Regions from separate parts of the Homo sapiens genome. Here regions 1, 2 and 4 are each linked to region 3. The links are chromatin contacts, found by Hi-C or POLR2A ChIA-PET in ENCODE. All regions are on one chromosome and are shown on one strand. The core of a region is the stretch at or near the end of the contact, and the rest is flanking DNA. Distances in the headings are between cores, read along the strand shown. Region 1 holds the start of FAM193B (family with sequence similarity 193 member B). Region 2 holds the start of PDLIM7 (PDZ and LIM domain 7). Region 3 has its middle 19 kb from the start of NSD1. Region 4 holds the start of GRK6 (G protein-coupled receptor kinase 6).

Region 1 (2,700 bases), core at 1-2,500, 440 kb after region 3:
CATCCGACCCTCCAAGACTCCTGCAGGAGCCTGCCTTCCTGGGCAGGCTCAGCCAAAAGACCAACTCAAAACTCTTTTGTCAGAGCAAGCTTAGGGAGAGCCACCCAGCCCCGAGTGCCACAACCCTCCCAGAGCAACCGTGGCCCATGTCACCCCCGCCTCTCAGTGAACTTTGGCAGGGTACCTCCCGTTATCTCCTTTGCTCAAAAGAAAGTGACCTTCTTCCAGGTGGCAAGCTGGAAGCTTTGGGGAATCCTCCTACTGTTCGCTCTCAGCAGGATTCTCCAAACCTGGGATCTCAAGGTCGGGGTGGGCTGCCTTGCGGAGCAGGGGAGGGAAGAAGGGCAGGTTCTGCTGGGTTTCCACCTCAGTGCAGAAACCCCACCAAAAACTCCTCCGGGCAGCCTGGCTGTCTGCTCCAACTGCTCTGCTGGGTATGGCGAGGAGGCGCCAGGAGACACAGCTGCTGAGGGGGCCGCGGCTGCAGGCGCTGCAGGGGACGGAGTGGAGCCGTTCCCGGGGGCAGAGGGAAGAGGCTGCAGTCGTCCAGTCCCAGAGCCCCGAGATGGCCTGTGGCTGAGGGAGCAGGTGGGCCCGGGGGAGGTGGCGGGCCGAGAGCGGAGCTGCGGCCTCGGGATCACAGCCCAGTCCCAGTCCCAGTCCCAGTGTGGGTGTACGGCCGGAACGCCCGGAGGCGGCGGGGAGAGGGGAGCAGCTTCAGCCTAGTCGCAGGAGCGCGGACCGAGCCTCGGCTTTGGGGAGAGGGGTCCAGCCTCCATTCCCGCCCCGGGGGAGAAAGCTTCGGCGCCGGACCCGGGGGAAGGCTGCTACCCCAGCCGCGGCAGGATGGCCCATCCCCAACCCCGCCCCACTCCCGCTCCCGCTCGGGGAAGGTGAAAGCGCCCGAGCCGCCGAAGTCTCCCCGCTCGCTCCTACCTGCGGGCCGGGCACCAGGTTGGGTTCGTCATCCTCCCTGGGGCCGTCGTGGTCGGGCTCCGCCGGCGCCTCCGGAGGGCCTGCACCCGCTCCCGCCTCCAGGCTTGGCGGCGGCGGGGGCTCGGGCGCCTGGGGCTTCTGCGGCCCCGCGGCCCGAGCCCGCTCGCGCCTGCCCGCACCGCCGCTCGGCCTGCTCCGCCTCCGCGTCATGCCGCCGCTCGCGCCGCTCCCTCGCTCCACACGCCGCCGCCGCCGCCGCCGCCGCCGCCGCCGCCGCCGCCGCTACCGCTCCCCTCACAGGACAACAGCCAATATGGCGGCGCCCGGTTCCCCCCCTCCGCCTGCTGCCAACAGGTCAGAGGGCACGCGGAGTCCGCGCCGCCGCACTAGCCCCCGAGGCCGCCTGCGCCATTTTGAATAAGGTCACCACCCGGAGTTCGCTGGGAGAAAAACTTGGTGGGGAGACGCCCTTCCCCCCCTACGCGGGACGGGAAGGATGCAACCTGCTGGAGGAACGCGTGTAATGCGGTGGTAATCGCGCTGCACCACCCTAGCACTTAATAATTGCCTGTTAAATGGATGAGTGAATTAATTTCTATAGTGTTACAATACTTTCACACCCATCGTCTGACTCCTTCCGACAGCACAGCGAGGCAGGTACGGATCATTCCCATTTTGCAGGTGAGAAATATTGAGGCAACATAAAGGCCTGGAAAAGGTTGCTGTACATCATTTTGTTGGAACTCCTGGGCTCGTGGACGGCCTGAGTTGAAAGGGACGAAGGTCTTTATTTGCAACATATGGTCTACTGGGAGTCCAGCGTTCTGTGCTTGGGACAGTGGGACTCAAACCCGACTCCTTGTTCCCGAGTCTGATGGGGAAGGTAGACACGTAGGTACATAGTTACAACCGGTGTGATAACGATGAGACGACTAGGTGTTTCCAAAAAAATAGTATGTGCAGGAGAGGATTTTGGAGTGGTACACAAAGGAGAATTTTTAAAACTTAATAATTATGTATTTAATTGTTAAAAATGGAATTTCCCCCCTCTTTTTGTGAATATACTGTATAATACATGTACATGGCACAGATTAAAAAAAAAAAGTTTTGAGTGAAGTCTGTCTCATGCCTGGGCTATGTACTCTGAAATTGTGGTTATATGCAGAGTTGCTATTGGTATCAACAGGGGCGGAATCCTGACACTGGCTTCCTAACCCATGGGGCAAGGGCTATTTTGAAAGGAAGAGCTACATGGAAGGCCCTGGAGCTCTCCTTAACTACCAAGAAAATAAATCAAAAATAGTACCTTATCTCACCCAGGGATTAATGCCACTATCAAAGATTTGAAAGACGCAGGGTGAGTCCCATCACATCACCATTACCTCTTCAGTTTGCCCAGAACAGAAGAGAGACGGCCTTGAAGAACAACAGAGCATTATGATAAACTTACTTATTCTGGTAAGAACCCCAACTGCAGGCATTCTTCCAGATGCGGTCCTTCTTGGGACAGATCAGCACAGTTGTTGGTCTCTAATAGGCAACAAGAGGTCTGGTCAATGGTTATTCTTCTGTACCAAACACCAGGAATCCCTTGCATTGATCTGGCAGGGGCAGCGGTAAACCCTCACTGTCTTGCTTCAGGGTATGTCACACTCTGGACCCAGCCACTTAGTTTACAGGGATTTTTTTTTTTTTTTTTTTTAATGACAGAGTCTCACTCTATCTCCCAGGCTGGAGTGCAGTGGCGCAATTTCAGCTCACTGC
Region 2 (2,700 bases), core at 22-2,521, 380 kb after region 3:
CTGTTAGGACTCCCCCCATCACCCTCTGGAGACCTAAGCACCGAAAGACCGCTGGGGGAGCCCCCTCCCCAAACCTAGGCTCACCCGGGAAATGGAGAGGGGCACATTGAAGTCCTTGCCCCCTTGCAGCCGGAAGCCCCAAGGTGCTGGCCCCTCCAGCACTACTTTGAAGGAATCCATGATGCCGGCTCCTGAGAGGAGAGAAGAGAAGGTGAGTGGCCAGCATGGTGGGCGGGCAGGCAGGCAGGCCGGGCCAGCTCAGGATACCAGCCTTGGACAGGGGCCAGGCAGGCACGGGCAGCCCCTGAGCACGCCCAAGCCATAGGAGGCAGGTATTTTGTCAGGCTGGCCTGGGCTGCTGGCTGGCGGACCTCACTTTGGAAAGACAGGAGCAGCCCCCCTCCCCTTGGGACTGGAACGGTGAGGGGTGCCTGAATCCAGGCTTGAGGTTCTTTGCAACCAGGGGTGGGCCGAGGGACTAAACTGGCGCGGCCTCCCCCCAAGCCAGCCTGGAGCCTCGGGCGGCCGGGTGAGTCAGGGGCCGGCTCTCCTCTCCCCCGCCCCCAGGTCCCGGCAGGCAGGCCGCGGCTGGAGCCTGCTCGGACTATATAAGGCGTGTAAGCTGACACTGTGCGGAGAGCCAGCGGAGGGAGCACACGGGGGCTTGGGACGCGAGGGGGGGGGGAGGGGAGGGGAGGGGAGGGGAGGGGAGGGAGGCGGCTGCAGCGGATCCTCCTAGCCATTCCGGGACCAGTCGAGGCTGCTGGGAGCCAGGGCGGGACCCCTGGGTGCTGAAGAAGGGGAAGGCGGGAGTGGGGTGCGGCCCCTGTGGAGACAGATGGGGGCTGGGACCCTCAAGCATAGCTTGGAGGGGGATCCTTCCCCGAGCCCAGTGGGGGGTGGTGCCTCCCACACAGAACTGCTCCCACACCGACGTGACTCAGTTTCCCCTTAGTCCCCCGCCCGGGCCCCATGCATTAGACTGGCCCCGGCCGCAGGAAGCGGCGCAGGCGCCAATCGGCCCCGCCGCAGCCGGCTTAGCGGCAGGAAGGCGGGGGCGGGGGCGGAGGCAGGGGCCAGGGCCAGCGGGAGGAAGCACAGCCTGGACCACGACCCCCAGTGCCCTTTGTGGTCCTCAGCAGGCCCCGGGCGCCCGCCTGGTGCAGCCCAAGACGCCCCGCGCGGTCGTCGATACCTGCTTGGCCCGGCCAGGGCGCTGCTCTGCGTCGGGCTCCAGGGAGCCTCGTTGGGATCGGCCGCCAGTGTTCTGACCCCGCCCCCACAGCCACCCTCCACTTTGAGCGCGCGGACGGGGGCGGGGCACCAGGCCACGCCCTCGTCGCGACCACGCCCACTAGACTTTCTCCGCTGGTGGAAAGCCCCACCCAGCTCTTCCGTCCTGCCCAATCACCAAGTCCCGTCGGGCTTAGAGCTGAGAGGCCTCGCCGACCCGGGCCCTGCAACGGGGCGGAGTCGGGAGGGGGCCGGGGCTGCGGGTCGCCTCCTTAGGGAAGCGCTGCCTCGCCCAGTCCCTCGCACCGCCCGCTGGCGGAGGGAGAGGAAAGCGGACCTTCAAACCAGACCGACCTGGGACATAGTAGTCTCTGAACCTTAGTTTGCTACTCCGAAAAATGGGACGATCATACTCGCCTCGCAGGGCTGCCGCGAGTGTCGGTATCGTAGGCGCAACCCTCGGGGACTGCAGAATCTGTAAATCAGAGGGGCTGGGGGAGACAAGTTGAGGGGGACAGGGGCGTTTAAAGCTAGAGTTGCGCAACGCTCTGCCGAAGGCAGGAAAACAGGGCAGGAGCGGACGCCGGATGTCCCTGCAACCCCGAGCCGACCCGCGCACCGTCGGAAGCGCCGCGTCCCGCTCCACCTTGGCCAGAGCGGACTGCGCCGCCTGGGAGGCGTCCTCAGAGTCCCGGCCCCGCGTTCAGCCCAGGCACTAGGGCCGGCGGCACGGACACTGAGCACATGCGGGTGTCGGGGTGAGGGAAGGGGCGTCCACCCTCCACTCGCTTGGTGGTCCCGGCCCATCACCTCCTCCTAGGACAGAGTCGCTGCAGTTCTCCCCTCTCCATCCACAGTCATCACACCCACCCTGTTCTGCACAAACCGCCGTGAGAGTTCTCGTCGTTAAAGACCTTCTCTTGACCCCACATCCCTCTCCAGCTACTACCCTTTAATTCTCCTCTCGAGAGTAAAATTCCTCCAGGGAGTTGTCTGTTTATCGCGTCTCCACTTGCTTTCCTTCAGTTATCTCTTGAAGCCATGCCAGGCGGGCTCTTGTCCGCACCCGTCCCCTGAGATCTCTCTTCTCAAGGTCCCCTGTGGCCTGGAGGCCATGGGGCCATGGAATCCGTGGTGGTTAAGTTTCATCCTGCCCTGCCTAGGGGCAGCACTGGTCCAGGTTGATCCTTTTCCGCGAAACACCCTTTTTCCCTGGCTTCACAGCTTCCCCCTGCCCCACTGGCCCCTCCTTCCCATCCTCCTCTGCCTCTGGCCTTGGCCATCTGATGTCGCCTCTCTTTATGCTCACCCCCTGAGACCCCGTACTGTCCTGTGGCTTTCAACACCACCTATATGCAAAGGCATCCCATGTTTCATGGCCAGCCTGACCTCTCCCCAGGAACTCTAACTCCATTATCCAAAACCCTGCCTAGATGTTTACTAGATCAGGGGTCCCCAACTCCCCGT
Region 3 (2,700 bases), core at 126-2,625:
CACCATACTAGGCAGCCTAACAGTTACAGGCAGGACTCTGTCACATCCAGTGACTACATGACTTTGGGTGGACAGCTTTACCTTTCCCTGCCTCATTGTACTCTTCTGCAAAACGGGGACAATCGTAGTAATTGGCCCAGTGAGGTTTGTGAAGAGTAGGTAGAATGAATCCCCACAAGGCTCCAGCACAGCACCGGGCACACAGCAGGCACTCATCAATGGTTGCTTTTTCCATGAATACTATCTCGGGAACTGAACATGCTCACCGGGGAAATGCGCTTCATTTCAGTCAGGGAGAAAACAAAAGGAGCTCCAGGAGGACCAAGAAGGGAGGATAAAGTAGGGAGAATGGCTTGGGGAAGGTCTGGGCTAAGTCACTCTGAGTTCCAAGTACAGAGCAGGTGTTCAGGGCGCCAGCTGTGAGGAGCCTTGAATGCCACACTGAGAAGTCAACAAAAGTTCTAGAGCCAGAGAAGGCACCACCAGTACCCTAAGCCCAGGGGTAGGCTGCTCACTCCCCCAGAGATGACAGCACTGTAGGCAGTGGAAGAGGATGCTGGCAGCAGGGGCCCATCTCAGTCTTCATTGCACTCCATAGCCAGGCGCCTGTGGTCCCAGCTACTCGGGAGGCTGAGGCACGAGAATCGCTTGAACCCGGGAGGCGGAGGTTGCAGTGGAGCCGAGATCGCGCCACTGCACTCCAGCCTGTGCAACAGAGATAGACCTTGTCTCAAAAAACAACAACAACAAACTCCACAGTCCAGATAACGTTTTCCTGGGCCTGAGAACCTTCCCCATGCAATTCCCCAGCTAGTCACACGGTGGCGACAGTGCACCATGAGCCCTCTGCTTCTCCCTCCCTTTCAGCCAAAGCAAAAGCCAAACACCAATGTTTTCTAGATGCCTCTAAGAGATGGAGGGAGATTTAGGGAGAGATCTAAGGAGTCTCCTTTAGTCCATTCATATCCCCTGCCTATAGGTGAAAATGATGACTCACAGAAGTCAATTCATACCCCGAAGATCACCCAACCAGGTTTTGTTATTTTGTTTTTGTTTTTGTGTGTGAGATAAGAGTCTTGCTCTGTCACCCAGGCTGGAGCACAGTGGTGCAATCTCAGATCACTGCAACCTCTGCCTCTGGGGTTCATGCAATTCTCCTGCCTCAGCTTAGTGAGTAGTAGCTGAGATTACAGGCACGCACCACCATGCCCAGCTAACTTTTGTATTTTTAGTAGAGACGGGGTTTTGCCATCTTGGCCAGGCTGGTCTTGAACTCCTGGCCTCAAAAGATCCGCTGGCCTCGGCCTCCCAAAGTGCTGGGATTACAGGTGTGAGCCACCACGTGCGGCCTCCAACCAAGTTTTGAACCCTGGTCTGTGCGTCTCCCAGGACAGCTGCAGCAGCTGCCTGTCCTAGGCCATCAGTCCTGGTTCAGCCTCCCGCCCCCATCACTGGGCAGTGCTGCCTTTGCTGAGCTGACAGATCAGAGGTCTGCCCTGGGAGTGGACAAGGGCAAAGACTTTCACTTTTGCTTTCTACTTCTGAAGTTTAGGTCACTTATGTAGCTTTTGCACTGTGGGTGAGGCGCTGGGATAGTTCCTATCGCTGGGGAAGAGCTTGTCTGAGGGACGACGCCTCGGTGTTCCCACAGTTTCCCTCCCCCATCCCAGCCAAGGCTCCCAAGACTGAATTCCCCGGCCCTCCTAGCTTCTAAAGAGGAAGAGAGCTAACTTTGATGGAGGACTTCCTCTGTGCCGTGTACTATGCCGGACATCCTTTCTGCATGCATTCAGTACAGAGTAATGAAGTACACACTGTGTGCTTGTCACAATAGACAGCACTACAAGCTCTTGCATGCAGCAATAAAGAAATATTTATTAATGGTAACTTGTGTGCTGGGCGAGGTGGCTCACACCTGCAATCCCAGCACTTTGAGAGGCTGAGGCGGGCGGATCACATGAAATCTGGAGTTTGAGACCAGACTGGCAAACATGGCGAAACCCCATCTCTACTAAAAATACAAAAAGATTATCCAGGCATGGTGGCACACACCTGTAATCCCAGCTAGCTACTAGGGAGGCTGAGACAGGAGAATCGCTTGAACCTGGGAGGCGGAGGTTGCAGTGAGCCAAGATGGCGCCACTGCACTCCAGCCTGGGCGATGGAGTGACTTTCTTAAAAAAGCAAAACAAAACAAAAAACACCTAATGTTGGCCGGACGTGGTGGCTCATACCTGTAACCCCAACACTTTGGGAGGCCAAAGCGGGCGGATCACTTGAGGTCAAGAGTTCGAGACCAGCCTGGCCAACATGGTGAAACCCCATCTCTACTAAAAATACAAAAATTAGTGGGGTGTGGTGGCGCACATCTGTAATTCCAGCTACTAGGGGCGCTGAGGCAGGAGAATTGCTTGAACCCGGGAGGTGGAGGTTGCAGTGAGCCGAGATCAGGTCACTGCCCTCCAGCCTGGGCGATAGATCGAGAATTTGTCTTAAAAAAAAAAAAAAAAAAAAGGCCAGGCACGGTGGCTCACGCCTGTAATCCCAACACTTTGGGAGGCCGAGGTAGGCGGATCACAAGGTCAGGAGTCCGAGACCAGCCTGGCCAACATGGTGAAACCCCCGTCTCTACTTAAAAAATACAAAAATTAGCCGGGCATGGTGGCGTGCGCCTGTAATCCCAGCTACTCGGGATGCTGA
Region 4 (2,700 bases), core at 34-2,533, 310 kb after region 3:
AACACACCACTTAGTCTGGCTTAGAGCCTCTGCGTTTGCTGTTGCTTCTACTGGATCCGCTCAAATGTCACACCCTGAGAGTGTCACACACTCTCTTAACGTCCGAAGAGCAGTTGTCACTCTCTGAAACCATCTATTTGTTTATTTACAGAATAATTACCTTTATCTCACCCTGCCCTCACTTGCTCCCTCCACTTCTAGCAAGTAAGCAGGGAGCCTGGCTATCTTGCTGCCATCACTGTGTTCTCCAGCACCTGGCTTGGTGCCTGGCACAGAGGTGTTGCTCTGTATTTTCGGATGAATGAATGCATAGGAACTAGAGAAGCCTAGATGGATCCGGCTCTGCCTTACTCGCGGAGTTTGGGCAAGCCTGTTTCCTGCTGCGTGAAGTAGGGGGTGGAGGAAGCGGGGTGTTAAGCTACAAGGTGTTGATTAGCTGTAAGATTTCAGCCTTGTTTTCTCCGTAGTCTTCGGGCTGGAGCCAGCCACTTGACGTCCGGCGCCTCAGCTCCCCACCTGTATAATGGGTGTGAACTCATCCCGAGGTCTAGGGGTGGTAGCGCTGCCTTATAAGGCGGCAGAGGCCGAGGGAAGGCGAGGCCGAGTGGGTGGAGAGAAATCACAACATCCGGCTGCGGGGGCTGGGCGGGGCGCCTGCGGCGACCGGGCAAGAGGTCGGGGAACGGCTGCGAGGCCGCAGCCTCCTCCCTGTCTCTCCCTCTTTCGATGTGCGCCCTCCTGATTGGGGCCGACCCAAGGGAATACGGCCACACAAGTGGACCAAACAAACTCGCTGCCAGCCCGCAGGAGGCCCAGGATACGGAGCGCGTCCCCGACAAAACCCTAGAAAAGCCGTCTGCGAGCCAAAGGCCGCCGGGCCACACCTTCAGGCGACGACCCAATCAAAATGCAGTACTTGAGATGACGGACGTCTTCTTCACCCAATCACATATTCGGCCTCCTGGGCGTGCCCCAGAGTACCCACCTCCATTGTCCCGGCTGAGGGCTCGGCCCTAATTGGCAGTTTGGTATCCTACGAAAGCCTAGAAATTCGAACCTAGGGGCTGAACCCCGCCCTCAGACCAACCAGGAAGAGGTGACGTGATTGGTCCCGCCCCCGTACTTCTTTGAGCGAGTCCCCAGCTGGGGGGGCGGGGGAAAAAATGAAGAGGAAGACTAATGGGAAGACGGCGCGGGGAGCTTCTGCCCGGTGATTGGTCAAATGAGGTAAACAGAGGGCGGGGCAGGGCGGGCCAGCGCCGGGGTGGCCCCCGGGAGGGGGCGGAGAGTGCGCGGCTGGCTGCGGCGGCCGGGGAGGCCGGGGAGGCCGCGGCGCGGTCACTGCGAGCCGAGCCGAGCCGCGCCGAGCCGCGCCGATCGCCATCCGGCCTCGGCACTCGCGCGCGATCCCGGCCGGCGGCGCGGCCCGGCGGGCCAGGCGGCGCCACAGCCCATGGAGCTCGAGAACATCGTAGCGAACACGGTGCTACTCAAGGCCCGGGAAGGTGAGGCGGCCGGGTGGGCGGCCGGGCCCGGGTGCGTGGAGCGCGAGTGCGCTGCGTCTGAGCTCCGCAGGGCTACCCAGCCGTCGGATCCCCTAGGCCCGCGGGCCCTGCGCCTTACACCCCGCCCAGACACGAGCCTTTCCGGCCCGTCGTCTTCCTCCTCCGCACCTGCCCCCGGGATTCGGGGCCCAGGAAGGGGCGGGGGTCAGGCCGCCGCCCTCGCGGCGGGTGGGGGTGAAGGAGTGAAAGAAGGTGAGACGAAGAGGGAAGGGTGGGACCGGAGCCCCAGGAGAGCCTGTCTGAGAGGCAAGCCTCCTCCAGGGGAGAGGTGTAAAGATGCCCCACGTGCCAGGGGCCCAGACCCCAGCACCCTAGCCTAATCCCGCGCAAAGTTGGCGATAGGTAAAGCTGGAGAATGAATAAACGGACCCTCTGCGTAGCACAGCCCACCTGACTTGGGGAAACTCCTGGCCACAAATGCTACTTATAGGACTGCCACTTGCTCCGTGCCTCAGGACACTGAGGGCAGAGGTGAATGGATATTTGCCCTCAGGGAGCCCATGGTCTAGTGGGGCTAGCGGACACAGAAAGAAGTGGGAGCAGAGCATGCTGCTCTGTCAGTATTGTAAGCTCAGAGGTCTGGCTGGGGAAACCAGTCTGGTGGACCGAGTGTGTGTGTAGCTCCTCGTGGCTCCCACCCCAGATGTTATCAGGCACTTGCTCTGTGCAGGTCCTGGGAGACACAGAAGGACCAGATCGGGTCCTCACTGCCTTGTGGTCAGTCTGCCCCCACCTGCCACACTCCACCTCAGTAACATGATCACTGACCACCCACTCTGCCCCACCTTTTCCAGGGTGCTGGGGAAGCAGCAGTAAACAAGACCCATCTTTTTGGAACTCCAGGGCAAGGAGGGAGATTGTGACAGTTTTTCCACCCTTTGCTGGGCTTCCAGGCTTAAAAAGTCATCTGCTTCACCTTTCTACCATATTTTACATGTGGGAAGCTGAGGCTCAAACCAGGGATTAGCATCAGTCACACAGCAAGATTGTGATTGACTCGGGCCTAAGACACAGGATGACCGGCACAGTCTATAGGAAGCCCAGAGGAACTTTCAGCTGGGTGCTACACCTGGCACCCCGTGCCCACCAAGTGCTCTGGCGAGGTGCAGCCCAGAAATGGCATGGCAGGCTGGGT

The links. Hi-C counts contacts between places; a loop is a spot of excess contacts on that map. ChIA-PET counts read pairs that join two places held with the same protein, here RNA polymerase II (POLR2A). Pooled maps may share reads with other maps.
Region 1: a pooled map shows a loop between it and region 3 (4-fold over the local background). The contact joins the promoter of FAM193B here to the enhancer-like site in region 3. A Hi-C loop is called at or near these places in 2 of 50 pooled maps. POLR2A ChIA-PET finds 5 or more read pairs at or near these places in 3 of 52 experiments (K562, activated CD4-positive, alpha-beta T cell and activated CD8-positive, alpha-beta memory T cell).
Region 2: a map of IMR-90 shows a loop between it and region 3 (21-fold over the local background). The contact joins the promoter of PDLIM7 here to the enhancer-like site in region 3. A Hi-C loop is called at or near these places in 17 of 168 maps with a recorded cell type or tissue (A673, CD4-positive, alpha-beta T cell, CD4-positive, alpha-beta memory T cell and 13 more), 15 of 37 single-sample maps with no recorded cell type and 22 of 50 pooled maps. POLR2A ChIA-PET finds 5 or more read pairs at or near these places in 3 of 52 experiments (HEK293, OCI-LY7 and PC-9).
Region 4: a pooled map shows a loop between it and region 3 (12-fold over the local background). The contact joins the promoter of GRK6 here to the enhancer-like site in region 3. A Hi-C loop is called at or near these places in 1 of 37 single-sample maps with no recorded cell type and 8 of 50 pooled maps. POLR2A ChIA-PET finds 5 or more read pairs at or near these places in 9 of 52 experiments (A549, OCI-LY7, WTC11 and 4 more).

What each region holds. Positions count from the first base shown.
Region 1 is chr5:177,553,313-177,556,012 of GRCh38, forward strand. FAM193B (family with sequence similarity 193 member B) reads right to left here and starts at 1,251. Exons shown (of 9, transcript NM_001190946.3): 1 at 937-1,251. The coding sequence starts at 1,146. It overlaps FAM193B-DT (FAM193B divergent transcript), which reads left to right and starts at 1,316. Exons shown (of 3, transcript XR_941274.3): 1 at 1,316-1,617. RefSeq lists silencers at 420-529, 860-1,069 and enhancers at 950-1,453, 1,180-1,339, 1,360-1,509.
Region 2 is chr5:177,496,333-177,499,032 of GRCh38, forward strand. It overlaps PDLIM7 (PDZ and LIM domain 7), which reads right to left and starts at 1,272. Exons shown (of 13, transcript NM_005451.5): 1 at 1,196-1,272; 2 at 85-191. The coding sequence starts at 180. RefSeq lists enhancers at 1-665, 1,878-1,927, 2,146-2,700 and silencers at 468-547, 958-1,667.
Region 3 is chr5:177,113,241-177,115,940 of GRCh38, forward strand. No RefSeq gene overlaps it. Among named protein-coding and RNA genes, the nearest start is that of NSD1, 19 kb to the right of the region's middle. Within about 2 kb of position 1,376, at least 10 of the 41 ENCODE cell types and tissues checked have a DNase peak (open chromatin) inside an H3K27ac peak, as active enhancers do; they include OCI-LY7, where a contact is called at or near this core.
Region 4 is chr5:177,425,393-177,428,092 of GRCh38, forward strand. GRK6 (G protein-coupled receptor kinase 6) reads left to right here and starts at 1,284. Exons shown (of 16, transcript NM_001004106.3): 1 at 1,284-1,505. The coding sequence starts at 1,454. RefSeq lists enhancers at 368-537, 958-1,497 and a silencer at 1,208-1,857.